Regions from separate parts of the Homo sapiens genome. Here region 1 is linked to region 2. Evidence: chromatin loops called from intact Hi-C (ENCODE). Cell type or tissue: endothelial cell of umbilical vein. All regions are shown on one strand.

Region 1 (2,500 bases), 58 kb before region 2:
ACTCAACAGAGCCAGAGTTCTGTGTGAATATCCACCAGCTGCTACCAGCATAAGGCCTGACTAACCAGAGCAACGCAGGTGAACCTCCACAAAGGAACAACCCAGGACAGCAGCAGGCACCGGGGACTCGGATGCAGAACTGGTCAGCTCCCGGCGCCACGCTCTCACGGCCCAAGATTCCCTACCCTCTGCGGACTCATCGCGGCACCGCAAGGGCTATTATTTTCCTAAAACTCGGAGGAAGTGTTTGTAGTGTTGCCTAGGCAGACAAGTTTGTAGAAGCTCTTTAAAGGGAAACAATAACAACAACAAATTCTGCAATATGTTTTCCCGCTTCCAACCTCTCAACCCCCACCCCCGCCTACTTTTAAAAGAACCAACGAAATGGCTCAAGGGAGGTCAGGACAAACGGATTTGGCTTGCAATGACACCATTTTTATCAGAACCCAGCCTTCGGGGAACGTAGGGGAGGGAGGTGGAGGAGACAAGCCCCTGCAGCATGAACTCTGGGTCCCAGCGGTCCCCAAGATATGGGGGGTGGGGGAGGGCAGCCGCTTCCTTGACTCTCAGGACCGCAAAGCTTCCCCATCCCCCGACGCCTGGGAGTCACCAACCCGGGCCTGTCTGCGTGTCCCCCCTCCCGGGGTCCCAGGCTCGAACAGGCGCCCCGCGAGACAGCCATCAGGAGAGGGCGGGCACCAGGAGCGTCCCTGGCTCCCTAAGGCCCTGTTGGGAGAGACGGGTCGGGCCTCAGAGGAGTCCAGTCTAGGGGTCCCGCTGGGGGTATTGGGGGCGAGAGGGCGCCTAGCGGGCTGGCCATCAAGGAAGGAGGGCTGAGGGCGGGGGCCGCGGGGATGCAGACCGTCCAGCGCCAGCATGGAGGGGAAGTCCTTGCAGTTGGAGACGCCCGTGGAGTCGGTAACGCACGCCTTCCACAGGTTGGCCCAATAGGTGGCGGTTGTGATGACCGTGCCGTCGATGGTAGACACCTTCCAGTAGTCGGTGGGCAGCGTGGAGGACACCAGTACCCAGCCTGAGATGGAGACCATGAAGGCGATGATCTCCGAAGCCGTGCTAGCCATGCCGCCGGCTGCAGCCGCGCTCGCTCTCCGGCTCCCACTCTGCGCCGCGACCCCCGCACTCCCAACCCCGGGGCTCCGCCTCCCGCCTCCGCCTCCGCCCACCGTCCCCGCCCACCACCCCGCCCAGCGGACCCGGCGCCAGGGGGCGCACGCGACCCCTCACACCCATGCCCTGTCCCTTGAGGGGCCTCAGAGGGCTCGCGGTCGCCCCCCGGGTTCTCCATCTGCAGCTGGCCCGCGCCCGCGTGCGGGAGGAAGGCCGGCCTGCGCTCCCCTGAGCCAAAGGGCCGCGGAGAAGGGCTCGCTTGTTGGAGCGGCTCAGGTTCAGACTGGCAACCGGGTGTGGACAACCTGCTGCGCCCCCACCTCACCACCCCCACCCAGCCCTACCCAAGGCAAATAGCTTGGCTTCCTGACTACCTTGTAGAAGCAGAGCAGGAAAAGCCTTTTGCATGCCCTGAAAGGACACGGTTTGGTAACTCAGCCCTCGGTTTGCTGAACTCTAAAGGTTTGCGTGCCACGCTTGTTTGGGTGACTCTGTTTGACTTGTCAAGGAGGGATCATTGCAGATTCTGGGCTGGAAACCGGCCTTGCCCTCAAAACTCTGCAGTTCTTTTTGGCCTGGTGCTATGCGGAAAGTCATGGCAAAACGGTGCGTGGCACAGGCCTAAAGTCAAGATAGCAGCAGATGGGGCATCCTGACGATCTTGATCTTGCTGGTGTACTCATACTAATGCACTACGCAGAGGGCATTTGTTCAACACATTTTCCCTGTAGGTCCCTTCCAGCTTCCAGGTCTAGAGGCTATTCTATGAAAGGATGCTGTTATCCCAGTCAAAACTGCTATCTTGTCTTTTATTTTTTTTTAAACCACCTCCATCTCTCACGCCTAATTGAAATATAAACTCATTCATTCCTTCATCCCTTCATTGCTGTCTCAAGGTAAACATAAAGATCAAGGTGTACTTCTGGCTCCTGAGGCCACAAATCTGGGCATAAATGAGAGAACAAGGACACGGGTTATTATTTGTCCACTTAAAGGTTCTTGCAGTTTTGTTATGAGCTTCCAGGTTTCACTTGTTGCCAAAAGTAAGGAAAGGTCTAAAACCTATCAATCAGTCTGCTGTGATAAATCTCGTGCTAACCCTCTGTGTCACTATCTTTAGGCAGAAACACTCTGGTTCAATGTGAAGAATTTCTTAATTTCCCTTTGTCACTTTTTTTTTTTAACCAAATGGGTGCCCAGTGAAATTAGAGGCGACAAGGTGACTGGAGAAGAGAGGAAGCTGGACATAGAATCATCAAAACTTAGATTGGAAGAATCACTGTAGACCAGCAGGACACGCTCCACACTCAAAACAATGTTCCTGTCTATTTCTAGAGATAATGTTTAGCCCATGCTCCACCCTTCAGGACCA
Region 2 (2,500 bases):
ACAAGACATGGACTCAAATAAAAGGCTCAGTTGACCAAGGGAACAAGATCTTGTTTAGTCCTGGTAATACCCAATAAATATTTGCTAAATATATGCAAAGGGGCAGGGCACGGTGGCTCACGCCTGTAATCCCAGCACTTTGGGAAGCCAAGACGGACAGATCACTTGAGGTCAGGACTTCGAGACCAGCCTGGCCAACATGATGAAACCCCGTCACTACAAAAAAATACAAAAATTAGCCAGAGGTTGTGGCATGTTCCTGTGGTCCCAGCTACTCAGGAGGTTGAGGCAGAAGCATCGCTTGAACTCAGGAGGTGGAGGTTGCAGTGAGCTGAGATTGCACCACTGCACTCCAGCCTGGGCAACAGAGAGAGACTCCATCTAAAAAAAAAAATTAATTAATTAATTAATTAATTATATTGAAAGGACAAGAAAGGGAGGATTAATTGCACAATTTGGGTTTTGCATCCTTAAAATGAAATATTAATTTTACCAAGCAGTTAGTTTTTTAAGAGTAGGGGTGGAGGGGAGAAGGTGAGATTGCTGGCAGAAAGATAACAAATTACACAAAAGCCATCAAGGTGTTGTGTGATCTTACGATGAGGTTTCATGTCTGTTCATCTGTCAGATGATGGGGCCAGACTAGGTGGTCTTAAAGGCCCTGTCCGTATCTACCATCCTAAGATTCTCTGTTCTTCAGAACACGCTAGAGGAAGTTTGGGAAAGCAACTGTTTTATTCAGAGATAAGTACACTTAATACAATTCAGACAATACATTTGTAACGGGCATTTAACACAGCAATCAATTGTACAAGTAGATTCTATTTACTTTTTCTTTTATTAAGCGGAAGAATAAATAAACATAACTGGCCTCAATTATTTAACACTAAAAATGTTGACATTGTAGAGATAAACGTCAACACCAAGAAATACGTTTTCCATGTTCTCCTTAAAACAAATAGAAAGTTTGAATGATATCAATAATTATCCCTTAGAATTGGGATGTATTCAGGTTTTATGCGTGTTACATAGAGCAAACAGGCTATTTTCAATTTCTGTGTTTGTATATTTACCTATAATTGCCAACTTTCTGCAAATGATGTTTCCTCTTGTGTAAATACCAACTGGATTTAGCAAATGTCATGATTATTCGTGCCACCTATTGGTGAAATGTAGTATGACAGCATCTTTTGTGTGCAAGACAGCTACTATGGGGAGAGGAAGGTTGTCAGGACAAATTAAACAGGAATTCTGTACTCAAGAACGGTGGAGAATCTATCTTTTATGAGGCAATTCAAAATTTGAACACTGGAAGGGTATTTGATGGTAGTAAGGAATTACTACCTTTTTTATTTCCTATTATTTTTTAATTGTTTATTTTTAGGTGTGACATTGGTATTGTGGTTATGTTAAAACGTCTTTATCTTTTAGAGACACATAGTAAGATATTTATGAATGAGCGAAAATGATATGTGTAACATGATTTAAAATAGTATTAGCAATTTTGATACATGCACAACGTGGATGAACCTTGAAAACGTGCTAAGTGAAATAAGCCAGACACAAAAGGACAAATATGGCCGGGCATGGTGCCTCACACCTGTAATCCCAGCACTTTGGGAAGCTGAGGCGGGCTGAATACTTGAGGCCAGAAGTTTGAGACCAGCCTGGCCAACATGATGAAACCCCATCTCTACAAAAAATACAAAAATTAGCTGGGCGTGGTGGCATGTGCCTGTAATTCCAGCTACTCGGGAGACTGAGACAGGAGAATCTCTTGAACCCGGAAGGTGGAGGTTGCAGTGGAGCCAAGATCATGCCATTGTACTCCAGCCTAGGTGACAGAGTGAGACTGTGTCTCAAAAAAAAAAAAAAAAAAGTGGGGGTAGGCAAATATATAGGGTATCTAGAGTGTCAGATTCACAGAGACAAAAAGTAGAATGATGATTACCAGAGACTGGGGGAGGGGAAGTGGGGAGTTACCATCTAATGGGTCCAGAGTTTTAGTTTTGTAAGAACTCTTTTCTGGAGATGGGTGGTGGTGATGGTTGCATAACAATGCGGATGTCTTTAATACCACTGAACTGTATACTTAAACATGATTAAAATGCAAAGTTATAACATGTATTTTTTAGCACAATAAAAAAAAAATTAGGGCCAGGTGGGTGCACCTGGGCTGGCAAGGAAGGGGCACCCGTCTGGGTGGGTGGGGCAGGGAAGGTACCTGAGGTCACTGGCTTGGCGGTAGCGGCAGGGGTGGCAGAGGTGGAACTGCAGAGTTGCAGGGTCCACTGACCCTTACCCTCAGCTGGAGAATAACCCTCCAGATCAACTGCAAGAACAAACCAGCAATCCTGAGAGGAGCCGCAGACCCTCTGAAGGAAGCGGACTGCCCCTGCAGGACACAGGAGACACCCCAAATACTGTGAGTGCCCCAACTGCGGAAGTGGGAAAGGGGGACCCTCCTCTTCCAAACACACATCACCACTGGGGAAGCGGA

What was found. Hi-C counts contacts between places; a loop is a spot of excess contacts. Peaks named below come from ENCODE experiments on the same cell type or tissue, not always from the same donor. Only the 100,000 strongest peaks of a DNase experiment are listed, where the experiment ranks them.
Region 1: a loop joins it to region 2, with 10 times the contacts of the local background. A loop is called at or near these places in 10 of 110 quality-filtered maps.

The regions. Positions count from the first base shown.
Region 1 is chr13:95,551,336-95,553,835 of GRCh38, reverse strand. CLDN10 (claudin 10) reads right to left here and starts at 1,116. Exons shown (of 5, transcript NM_006984.5): 1 at 863-1,116. The coding sequence starts at 1,082. In endothelial cell of umbilical vein, a CTCF peak has its summit at 1,235 (motif pointing right); no DNase peak of the experiment used is centred here; H3K4me3 peaks cover 900 bases; H3K27me3 peaks cover 694 bases.
Region 2 is chr13:95,492,938-95,495,437 of GRCh38, reverse strand. All of the region lies in intron 3 of CLDN10-AS1 (CLDN10 antisense RNA 1), which reads left to right. It also overlaps a transcript of CLDN10 not described here. Among named protein-coding and RNA genes, the nearest start is that of CLDN10-AS1, 40 kb to the left of the region's middle. In endothelial cell of umbilical vein, a CTCF peak has its summit at 1,172 (motif pointing left); a DNase peak (open chromatin) is centred at 1,137.